Linked DNA regions of Homo sapiens: region 1 is linked to region 2. The links are chromatin contacts, found by Hi-C or POLR2A ChIA-PET in ENCODE. All regions are on one chromosome and are shown on one strand. Each heading gives the region's core, a stretch centred on a gene start or an enhancer-like site at or near the end of the contact. The rest is flanking DNA. Distances are from core to core; before and after follow the strand shown. Region 1 overlaps WWC1 (WW and C2 domain containing 1). Region 2 has its middle 22 kb from the start of WWC1.

Region 1 (6,026 bases), core at 283-2,782, 96 kb after region 2:
TTCACAGAGAAGAAAACTCCTCTCAAGCAGGTTACATAACCCACCTACAGTTCTGGAAGAGGTGGAGCCTGGGTTTCAGCCTCGCATCCCATTCCTGAGCCTTTGTGGGTAACATCTACCCTGCCTCCTCCTTAACCATGGAGCTGACCACAGCTCTTTCCTCCTCCCCTCCCCAGCCCTCCCTGACTACACCCCATTGCTGCATTCTCTCCCTGCCCATGGCCCGTTGGCCTTTCGCGTCTATACTGCTGACGTAGCACCTTATTAAATATCCCTGCATCCTCTAATTACCTGTGGCTCAGGCCGCGGGTAGCGTTACAGCCACATACACTCCCATGGAATGTTGTGGGGATGACTCCCTGCCTGTTTGGAGTGTGAGTCTTGTTCCCCGGCCAGACCCTCTGCCCCTGGAAGCAGAAACATGGCTTCTTCAAGCGTCTGAGCCCTCGTAGTGCCTAGCATGGGCCTGGAGTGCCATACTCACTTGATAAATGCTTGTTGCTTGGTGGATTGATTGAAATGAGGGTGGAAGGATGAGAGTGGAGGGTGAGGCAGAGAGTGTCTCTGGGTCACCCTCCAGCTCAACACAAGGGCAGTGGTCAGAGGAATAATCCAAAGTGCATACCCAGGCCCCAGAGCCGCCAAAGCTGACCTCCGCCTCCACTTCACCTGAATAGCATGGATCTCTCTGAAATGGCCCTCTTGATTTGCTTCTGGCTGGGGTGCATCTCGCCCTCTAGACTGTAAGGGCAGGGCCCTATCTGTCTCTTTCCTCTGTAGCTGGTGTTAACGAAGGCTCTGCTGTGTGTCATGTGCTCAGCTCTCCTAACAAACTTGAGAGATGGTTATTTTTATCATGCCCAGATTTGTTAGACAATGAGTAAAAGAGTCTGAACCAAACTGAATTAAAGGAAGAAGGACTTCAAACGTTGCCTTTCTTCCTGTTCATTCTGGCCTCCCCGGAGCTAAAGGTGAAGGGACTGCTTAGAAATGGTGTTCTGCAGCAGCCCCAGGTGAAGGAGCATTATCAGGAATTGTGCAACCTTAGCTATGGGAACTATGCGTGTGAAACAGCCCAGGGCGGGAAGAACCAGCCTGGCCATTGTGCCTGGGCTGGGGAGGAGAGGTTCGGCTGAAAGTTTGGACAGTTCTTGGCTTGGAGTCTGGAGGGCCCTTTAGAAAGTGATCCCGCCCAGCCAGCCCTCAGAGAGAGCAGGCCAGCATCCTGCTGGACGGTAATAAAGAGGTTACTGTGGGAAGCTGGGACTTGCTTGGGAAACACTAGGAACATGAAAGATAGGGTATGCATTCTTCAGTCCCGAGAGAATCACCACCCAGTATTAAACTTGGCAGAAGGCTTTCCTCTCCTCCTCTGAGCTGCCTCCTTAGAAAAGGCACATTGTCAGAATGCCGAATGCCCACCGTGGTCTCATGTCCTCACAGCCCGTAGGAAAGTAACTACCAGTTACCCACTGGTGGTTGCCCCTGAGAGGAGGGTAAGGGAGGCTTCCAGCCCCCGGGGTGGCTCTCCCCGACAGGTGTGCCTGTGTGCTGTTTGTAGGGTGCTCCTGGCAGAACCTACCTGTCTCCACAGCGACACATCTGGCCGTTTTTCCAGGAGGGCCTGTTGAGAAACATTCAGGAATGTTTGTGCTCCTTTAGAGATTTGTAATTAAGAAGAGGCAGAACTCGTTCTTGTCTGGCACCCTCCCTTCTTGCCCCTCCAGCATCTGGGTCATTTGATTTCACAATTGGGGTTTTCGGCAGCCCGAGTTGTGGAGGCTGGAAGCAGGGACCGACTGAACCAGGCTGGATGGTGGTGAATTGCTTCACCCGAGGGTGGGGGCTGGGAGTTCCAGGCAGGCCCCCAAGTCCTGGCCACATCTGAAAGTGGACATTTCTTCCCAGGTTGCATCCTTAGCACTTGCCCAAGGTGAAACATTTCAGGCCAGTGGAGCACCCACAGTTCCTGGGGGACGGGGGGTGGCTGGTTTAAATGGACAATTCCTCTCCTTAACTGCCAGGAAGAGTGAGTGTGTGCATGTATGTATGTGTGAGTGTGTCTGTTTAAATCTTTGTGCAGCCAAAAACACATCTCTTCATCCTGAATGACACATCTCTACACACTGAATAATTCATCTCCCTCTTGGCATTTGTTCCGGAGAGAATCTTGCTGTCCAGATTTCTTGTAAGTTGCATAGCCTTCCATAGGCACTTCCTTGTTTCCCATGGAAGAGCTCTGGGAGTCAGGATATCAGTCAGTCAGCCCTCTGGCATTTCCCCTGTGATCGCATCAAAGGGGAATGAGAATATCAAACCCAAAGTGTTTCTCTCTCCTTTGCCCTCTCCTTCTAGCTTTGGGTCCTCTTGCCTCCCTCTGCTTTATTTCTCTTGGGCACAGTGTCTGTGTTCACTGCAAGTGGAATCAGCATTGTGTCCTGGTAGGGTATCCACATGTCTGTCACATTACTGATGCTTGGAGCGAATAAATGTATTTGGCTCTGACATCTCAACGTGTAAGGCTGGAACAATCAGTGGAGTTAATGGTTTTCCAGATAGTGACACATTTTCGGGGTTTCAGTCCCGTCCTCCTAACCCCATCTCCATCCTCACACCCAGCAAGCTCAGTAAATCATTTGTATTAATGACTTTGAAACACTTTTTTTTTTTTTTTTTTTTTTTTTGAGATGGAATCTTGCTCTGGAGTGCAGTGGTGTGATCTCAGCTCACTGCAGCCTCCGCCTCCCAGGTTCAAGCGATTCTCCTGGCTCAGCCTCCCGAGTAGCTGGGATTACAAGTGCCTGCCACCATGCCCAGCTAATTTTTGTATTTTTAATAGAGATGGAGTTTCACCATGTTTGCCAGGCTGGTCTTGAACTCCTGACCTCGGGTGATCCACCCGCCTCAGCCTCCCAAATGCTGAGATTACAGGTGTGAGCCACTGCACCCAGCCGACTTTGAAACACTTAATTGCCTCTTTATTAAGCAGCCATGGATTTCCCAGGTCTATTGAATATCCTTGCACCAACACATAGATAACTGAAGGTCCCAAATATGCTAAAGCCCCCATGCCTTTTGCCTGCTTCAGATGTCCCTCTTGTCTCATTTCACCTTCTGTATCTCTAGCACAGCTTGCTCTGTGTTCCAGATTGTTCTGAGACTCACCCTTCGTCTTGTTATTTTTTATTTATTTACTTATTTATTTTGAGACGGAGTCTTGCTCTGTCCCCCAGGCTGGAGTGCAGTGGCGGGATCTCGGCTCACTGCAAGCTCCGCCTCCCGGGTTCACGCCATTCTCCTGCCTCAGCCTCCCGAGTAGCTGGGACTACAGGCGCCCGCCACTGCGCCCGGCTAATTTTTTGTATTTTTAGTAGAGAAGGGGTTTCACCGTGGTCTCGATCTCCTGACCTCGTGATCCGCCCGCCTCGGCCTCCCAAAGTGCTGGGATTACAGGCATGAGCCACTGCGCCTGGCCCAGTCTTGTTAATTTTTATTAGCAGAGCTCGAGTTTTGGAATCTGGCAGTGGAACTTCAGGTTATACCTGTGGTGTTTACTAACTGTGTGATGCCGAGCATGTTTTCTTATTTGCAAAACAGAGTAAGAGCACCTGCTACCTGGAAAGGGAATGTCACATACACAGCTTGCTTTCTAGGCCTAGAGTTAGCCCTTATTCAACATTTTAGTTATGATTAATATATGAACACAACAAATAAATTAATAAAAAAAAAGAAAGAGAAGAAATAAAATTACACTGAAATCCCTATATTCAGATAGCGTTTCAATCTGTGTCTTTCCAGTTTCTTTACTAACACACACACACACACTCTCTTCAGGCAAAATGTCATACTGTAACAGTATCCTGTAGCTTTTATCTTTGAACAGTGTTGTTTTTCTCAGAGTATATTGAGAGCATCTTTCATGTTAGCAAAATAAAGAACACTTCATCTTTTTTTTTTTTTTTTTGAGACGGAGTTTTGTTCTTGTTACCCAGGCTGGAGTGCAACGGCACGATCTCGGCTCATCGCAACCTCCACCTCCCGGGTTCAAGTGCTTCTCCTGCCTCTGCCTCCCAAGTAGCTGGGATTACAGGTGTAAGCCACCACACCTGGCCAGAACACTTCATCTTTTTTGGTTGTTCCTACATATTCATTACATTATTCACCCATTGCACAAATATTTATTGAGCACCAATTATGCCAGACACAGGATTCTGTAGCTTGGATGCACCACTGATTAAAATCACTTAATTAATCTCCAAGGAGGAATTTTGAAAAGTGATGATCTATACGCAGAAACAGGGGAGCTGTTGGGAAGGGGACGTATCTTCTTGGTTTTCTGGGTTGCAAACTGTCTATATAAGATTCATACCTCTTCTGGTAGGTGGGACTTCTCTGGGCACAGTGCAGGTGGAGGAATGAGCCAGAATGATCTCTCTGGTGGCCTGACCATGCCTGTTTCCCCACAGATTGACCTGTCATCAGCCATGGAGTCACTCCCCATGGAAGGCATACCTGCGTGTGGAGCTTTCCTTCAGAGCCCCTTTCAAGGCTTTGTTAGATGAGGTGATGTTAGATGAGGCTTTGCTCTTGGTTGCTGGTCTTCATTCTCCATAAGGAAGAGGGAACAAACCACTTAAAAAACTTTAAGCAAGACACTGAGAGAAGTGGCCTTTTGTTTCTGACATCTGGCAGGGCATGGAGGGTGGTGGCGGGTGGCCTGGAGACGGCTTTGGGGAAACTTCATCCAGGTCGTTTGGAGCAGATGCTCCTGAACCAAGTGCATCCTGAGCTGAGGGAAGTCCCCATCACCTGTGTCTACCCCATTTTCCCTCCTTCTACTCCAAAATGGTAGTTTGTGTTTTCCCGTGGGGCTTAGGAGATGCAATGAAGGTGTCAGCTTTCAAGATAATCTGGTAGCTCCCTGCAGGGGCCCTAGAGACCAGCCATCTTGCTTGAAATCCCAGCTTTGTCTTTGACATTGAGAATGTTATTTAGTCTTTCTTAGCCTCAGTTTCTCCTTCTGGTAAATGGAGGTAAGGATAACTAATGATTTTTGAGTGCCCATTCACACTAGCACCTGTGCTAAAAGTACTCACAAACATGGCCTTATTTAACCCACCCAACAAATGGAGAGTTAGTACTGTCCTCATTATACAGATAAGAATACTGAAGCTCAGAGAAGGAAAGTAAGTTGCCTAACTCACACAGCCAGTAAGTGATGCTTACTGAACCCTTATTTGTTTTGTTGTTGTTGTTGGTGGTGGTGGTGGTGTTTTAGAGTCAGGGTCTGGCTCTGTTGCCCAGCTTGTAATGCAGTGGTGCCATCACAGCTAACTGCAGCCTCCAACTCCTGGGCTCAAGCAGTTCTTCCACCTCAGCCTCCCAAGTAGCTGGGACTACAGGTGTGTACCACCATACCCGGCTAATTTAGCACATAGTGTATTGCACATCACATACCTCTGGCCTCATCCTCATGGAACCAGCAGCCTTCCACAGTGCAGCAGTAAATTACTATCAGAAGCTTTTGGGTATTCATTCAACCAAAAGGTATTTTTCATAGCCTGCCAGACCCTGGGTATATAGTGGTACGTGAACACACCAGGTCCTATCCAGCTGGGGCTCTTTCAGCATCCCTTTCTTCATGTATTTTTCTGTAAGTTGGATTTGGAGTGAGTTTTAGAGGGCAGGAGAGTGTAAGCCTCTTTTTTTGGTTTTTCCTATGTATTCATTACATTATTCACTCATTGTGCAATTTTTTTTTTTTTTTTTTTTTTTGAGACAGAGTTTCACATTGTCACCCAGGCTGGAGTGCAGTAGTGTGATCTCGGCTCAGTGCACCCTCCACTTCCCAGGTTCAAGCAATTCTCCTGCCTCAGCCTCCTGAGTAGCTGGGATTACAGGCACCAGCCACCATGCCCAGCTAATTTTTGCATTTTTAGTAGAGAGAGTTTCACCACATTGAGCAGGCTGGTCTCAAACTCCTGACCTCAAGTGATCCACCCACCTCAGCCTCCCAAAGTGCTGGG
Region 2 (5,898 bases), core at 1,190-3,689:
GAGTTCGCGCCACTGCACTCCAGCCTGGGCGACACAGCGAGACTCCATCTCGAAAAAAAAAAAAAAAAAAAAGAATTCTGGAAAGGCGGTACAGCCTATGGGTTAGTGAAGATCATGCACTCTGAAGTCAGACCACCTAGGAACCAGTCCTGACTCTACCACTCACTAAACGAACATGGAAACTTGGGAAGGTCACATGTGCTAATTAAGGTAAATATCATACGCTGTGTTAAGAGATAAACTCAAGTTAGCAGAAGAAAAGCTTCTCACTTATATAATAGTCCATCATTGGTCAGGGATGAGGATGGCTGCTTTGATGATTAAATGAGATATTGCCTGTATCATGGATATGTGGTACTCAATAAATGTTCTTTTTTTGTTGTTTTTTTGAAACGGAATCTCACTCTTATTCCCCAGGCTGGAGTGCAATGGCGTAGTCTCGGCTCACTGCAACCTCCACCTCATGGTTTCAAGCAATTCTCCTGCCTCAGCCTCCCAAGTAGCTGGGACCACAGGAGCCTGCCCCCATGCCCGGCTAATTTTTTGTAATTTTAGTAGAGACAAGGTTTCACCATGTTGGCCAGGCTGGTCTCGAACCCGTAACCTCAAGTGATCTGCCCACCTTGGTCTCCCAAAGTGCTGGGATTACAGGCGTGAGTCACCGTGCCCAACCTCATTTTTATTATTTTAGAAACTTTCTTCCAAACACTGATTTTTCTAAGAGTAGAAATTGAAGCATAACAATTTTCACAGGGGGAGAGATTTGTATGCGGGAGCTGGGAAGATGGAGAAAGATCTTCCCTCAAATCTCATGTCCTCAAGAGCAATCTCAGCTTCTCCCCTCTCCTGGGCCTGGGTAACTTGAACAAGTACTTTCAGTGTGTGGACCTTCTTCATGGCTTCAAGGGCTTTTCAGAAAGGGTGACATCTGGAAAGTGGAGGGTCTCAGCCATGTGAAGACTAGCCATGTGAACAAGGGACATCTGTTCAGGCATTCTACTTTCAGAGTCACCAAGCACAATTTTGTCCCTGGCACTGTCAGAAGCTGGGAAGACAAAGATAAATAAAACATGGTCTAAAGTGTGAGACAAACTCACAAGCCAATCAATCACTACAGCACAGTAGGCTCAGGGCTGGCACACAAGTGATGAGCAAACACATGATGTCCAGAGGACAGGAGTATGAGTTCTCTCCACAAGTTTTGTTGTTTTTTTTTTTTTTTTTTTTTTTGAGACAGAGTCTTGCTCTGTTGCCCAGGCTGGAGTGCGATGGTGCAATCTCGGCTCACTGCAACCTCCACCTCCCAGGTTCAAGTGATTCTCCTGCCTCAGCCTCACAAGTAGCTAAGATTACAGATGCCCACCACCACGCCCGGCTAATTTTTGTATTTTTAGTAGAGATGGGGTTTCACCATGCTGGCCAGGCTGGTCTCGAACTCTTGACCTCAGGTGATCCACCTGCCTCAGCCTCCCAAAGTGCTGGGATTACAGACATGAGCCACCGTGCCCAGCCTCCACAAGCATTTGAGCTGGGCACTGGCAAGTAAGAGAATGCAAGACAGACAAGGCAGGAGGGGGTAGCAGGAAGGAGAAGAAATATGCAAAGAGACAGGTGAGAAGTTCAGAGAGGCCGGGGCAGGTGCTAAGGATTAGAACCACCGGCGAGCGCGCTAGACACGGGTCCCAGGCCAATTAGATCAGGACCTCTGGAAGAAAGGTCTGATCGTGGGTAGGTGAGTTTCACCTGCAGCCCGAAATGAGGAGCAGGGGATTGGAGCTCAGCGGGAAGGGCACAGCCAGAGATGAGGTTTGTTGGAGGGAAGGAGGCAGGAATAACAGTCAGGCTAAGAAGCTGGGTATTCTCCTGCCAGGTCATGAGGGACATCAGTGTGACTCTTGTACATAGGGAGAAACACGATTAGGGAATCTTTGGGTTTGCAAAGTGGAGAGAGAAGAGTGGCAGAAGGCCCAGAGCCCGGGAGAATCTGCAACAGTCTGGATGAGGGCTTGAAGGAAGGCTGGGGCGGTCAGAACAGAGGGAGCGCTCCTCAAACCGGCTCAGATTTGGGAAATGAGGACGAGGTTCTGTAACTTGCCCAGAGTTGGGGACAGGGTCTATACGGGGTGGAACACCGAGAACAGATCCCGGCCAAGGATCCTCTCTCCAGTGCATGCACCATTCCTTCTCCTTCGCCTCTCCCTCCTCCACGACCAGCCAGGTGAAACAATTAGGGAGAAGGGATATTCTGATTACTTACTTACTTCAGTGATCCTCTGACCACACCAAGTGGCGACTTTCCAGGAAAGTTCTGATTCAGCACGCTCACACCCAAGCCCCGCCTTCCACCCTGAGGAGGCAGGTGGGCAGCCTGTAAGGCGCCATTCCCCAGCACCCGCAGCGGGCACTGTGGCTGCACGCCGCCCTCGGAAAGCAAGGCTGCACCAGCTGCTCCACAAAGCCCCTCCCTCACCAGCCCTCGCCTCCTCCCGGCAAATGTTGGGTTTGCCATCTGGCCACGAGGTGGCAGCCTTTCCCATGAAATCTGCTTGGAGGTGGGCCCGGCGCCTCAAAGGGATTTAGGGAAGTCGCCGAGCAGCCAGAGACTGCGAGGAGAGCCCTGGACTCCTGAAAGAGGCCCGTGGAATCGGTTCCAGGAAAAAGATTCCAAAGAAGACCAGTCCTGGGACCAGCCAGACTGGACTGCGAGCCTGCCTCCACCATTTGCCCACTGAGTACATTTCCACCTGGACTTCCTGAGCCTCACCTTTCCCATTTGTAAAATAGGGATAAAAATAACTGCTGTATGGGATTATTTGGAAAGCCTAATAAAAACAATATATGTAAAGTCCTTGGCAAGGGCCCAGCATTTAACAAATGCATATTAAATGGTAAGCTATTATTAAAGGAAAATTGTGGAATTTGGGGGTTATCGTCTTTAGATTAAAAAAAAAAGCAAAACAAACAAAAAAAATCCTTCACTTTCACTCCCAACCACACCTTTCTAGCTAAGCCTGGGCTTCTTATCTAACCTCCGAAGCCTGGGTTTCCTCCCCTGTGTAGTGGAGATGATACTGCCATCTGGCAGGGTTGCTGTTGTAAACACTCAGCCTCCCTCAAGGGGATGTCTACTGATTGGCAACTAACTTTTCTTATTCTCAGCCTTCAGTGAGAGCTGAAGTGTGATCCCAGCCTGAAGCTTGACCTGTTCAAGAGTAAGGAGCTCCACCCACCCCATCCTCCCACTTCAAGAGCTGCGTAAAGCCCTGGGGACTTGCTCTTCTAGAAGGCTCCAGGGAAGAGAGGACAGAAGAAGCAAAGCCTATACCCTCTTAGGGACAGTCTACCCAGTAGCCACTCTTCCAGAGATGATCAGTGTCCCTGAACTGAGCCCAATTCCAGGGGCAGTAAAAGGGATGTCCTTACACTCATGCATTCATAAAACGCTTCTATCCAAATTAATTGCTGTTATTTGAACTTCCCAGCCACTCTGTGAAACAGTGTGAAAATTGAGCCTTAGAGAGGACACACCACAGATCAGGAACAGGCCCCTCCCAGGTGGCTGGGAATCTTCGGTTCTCAGTCAGCTCTCTGGCTGTTTCCATTCCCAGGCCACTCCCTCAACAATCCCTTATCTTGGTCTTATCTCGGCCACATACATATAGATTTTGTTCTCAGGCTAGAGCCTTTGGCCAGAAGGAATCTGCCCCACTAGCTATTAGTCAACCAGTGAACATTTAGGAAACATCTATTACGTAGAATGCTGCAATGAAGATGGAGAAAGTGAACACAAGCTGGCTTCTGCCCCCAAGCAGCATCTCTGTATTAATCAGGAGAGGTGCAGGGGTAAGTGACAGAACCCTAACACAAAGCAAAAACCAGAATATCCAAAGGCAGGACTGGCTTCAAATTTGGTCAGATCCAAGGGCGCAAAGATGCTCACAAGGTACTGTCTTTGCTCCACCTCTCAATGCCACTGCCCTTGGGATGTGGCCTTATCTTCACAGTGATTTATTCCATATGTAGGAAAGATGGTTGCCAACAGGCCCAAACCTATATCCTTGCAGCACCCATGGGAATGTCAAAGAGACCCTCCCTCTATCAACAGAAGACCATGAATTTGCCCAAACCCCATCAGCCTTTCCGGGGCCATAAAGAGCGGGAAAGGAGTGGCTCTTACAAGGAAAATAACTGCCTAGACGAAAACGTGTTAATTGCCAACATCTACTGAAATCATGAGGGTATCTGTCCATTCTGTCCACAAATAGTGCCTGACATGCCGTAGGTGCTCAATGGACAAACCAGGTGCTGGGGACAGAGGGATGAATGAAACGCAGCCATCCAGGAGGAGTCTAATGGGAAACACCAAGAAGCGAATACGCAATATAATGTGGAAGTGGGCTGGGCGCGGTGGCTCACGCCTTAATCCCAGCACTTTGGGAGGCCGAGGTGGGCGGATCACTTTGGGTCAGGAGTTCGAGACCAGCCTGGCCAACTATGGCCAACATGGTTAAACCCCGTCTCTACTAAAAATACAAAAAAAAATTAGCCGGGTGCGGTGGTAGGGACCTGTAACCCCAACTACTCTGGGGACTGAGGCAGGAGAATCACTTAAACCTGGGAGGAGGAGGTTGCAGTGAGCTGAGATTGTGCCACTGCACTCCAGCCTGGGCAACAGAGGAAGACTCCATCTCAAAATAATATAATAACAATAATAATAATGTGGAAGTGGCTGGGCGCAGTGGCTCACTCCTGTAATCCCAGCACTTTGGGAGGCCAAGGTGGGTGGATCACCTGAGGTCGGGAGTTCGAGACCAGCCTGACCAACATGGAGAAACTCCGTCTCTACTAAAAATACAAAATTAGCCGGGCATGGTGGCACATGCCTGTAATCCTAGCTACTCGGGAGGCTGAGGCAGGAGAATCACTTGAACCCAGGAGGCAGAGGTTGTGGTGAGCCGAGATCGCACCATTGCACTCCAGCCTGGGCAACAAGAGCGAAACTCTGTCTCAAAAAATAATAATAATGTGGAAGTGCTGGGAAGAGAAGTTGCTATGGTATGGCAAGGACACTGGGGAAGGGCAGTTAGCTCCGCTTTGATGGGGATTTGGTGGAAAGCACTTGGATGGGTGCACAAATAGTGCATTGGGAGGATCTAGATTGAATCTGAACAGCCAAAAGTCACCCGGCTCCGCAGGGTTTCTCAGCTACCCGCCCTGAGGATACCATGGCCTTTCCCTTCTTCTGGGAATGTGGGAAGCCACCAAGCAACACCAGCCTGGAGAGCCTGTCCCCTGGGAAGAATGGTCTGGTCTGTGCGGGGCTAGAAGTCTGCTGCTCCTTCACTCTGGATCCCCACTCCCTCACTCCACACATGGGGAGCATGACTTCCCTTCACTTTCTGCAGAGGTGGTTCTGCCCATGGGACCATCCTATGTGCCTAGTACCAGGTTTCTCAATTGCGGCACCATTGACATTTGGGCCAGATGGCTTTGTTGTGGGAAGCCATCCAGTGCATAGAAGATGTTTAACAGAATCCCTGGCCTCTACCCACCTCACGCCCCACCCCTGCCTATTCGTGACAGCCTCTCAGACATTGCCAAATGTCCTCGTGAAAGGTAAAATGGACCCCAGTAGCGAGCCACTGCTCTAATGCATTCTCTCCCCACCCACTTCTCCCTCATTTCTCCTCACCCAAGATCCCAGCATTCCTAAGGAAGGAGCCTCTTCTCCCTAAGGAGACATTTATTGATACTTCCTATGTTCATCCAAGTGACACTCCCCAAGCCAAGGGTTCTAGAACTACAGGCTGAGGTCTCTACCCCAATCCTCTTCTTCTTCTCTGAGGTCTCTACCCCGATTCTTCTCCTCTTCAACTACCTCAGTTGACTTCATGAGCT

The links. Hi-C counts contacts between places; a loop is a spot of excess contacts on that map. ChIA-PET counts read pairs that join two places held with the same protein, here RNA polymerase II (POLR2A). Pooled maps may share reads with other maps.
Region 1: a loop to region 2 is called in a map of PC-9, with 6 times the contacts of the local background. The contact joins two enhancer-like sites. A Hi-C loop is called at or near these places in 6 of 168 maps with a recorded cell type or tissue (Caco-2, Calu3, MCF 10A and 3 more) and 5 of 50 pooled maps. POLR2A ChIA-PET finds 5 or more read pairs at or near these places in 2 of 52 experiments (Caco-2 and MCF 10A).

What each region holds. Positions count from the first base shown.
Region 1 is chr5:168,364,144-168,370,169 of GRCh38, forward strand. The region is part of intron 1 of WWC1 (WW and C2 domain containing 1); the gene reads left to right. Among named protein-coding and RNA genes, the nearest start is that of WWC1, 76 kb to the left of the region's middle. RefSeq lists an enhancer at 976-1,509. Within about 2 kb of position 1,533, at least 13 of the 41 ENCODE cell types and tissues checked have a DNase peak (open chromatin) inside an H3K27ac peak, as active enhancers do; they include PC-9 and thyroid gland, where a contact is called at or near this core.
Region 2 is chr5:168,267,017-168,272,914 of GRCh38, forward strand. No RefSeq gene overlaps it. Among named protein-coding and RNA genes, the nearest start is that of WWC1, 22 kb to the right of the region's middle. Within about 2 kb of position 2,440, at least 5 of the 41 ENCODE cell types and tissues checked have a DNase peak (open chromatin) inside an H3K27ac peak, as active enhancers do; they include PC-9 and thyroid gland, where a contact is called at or near this core.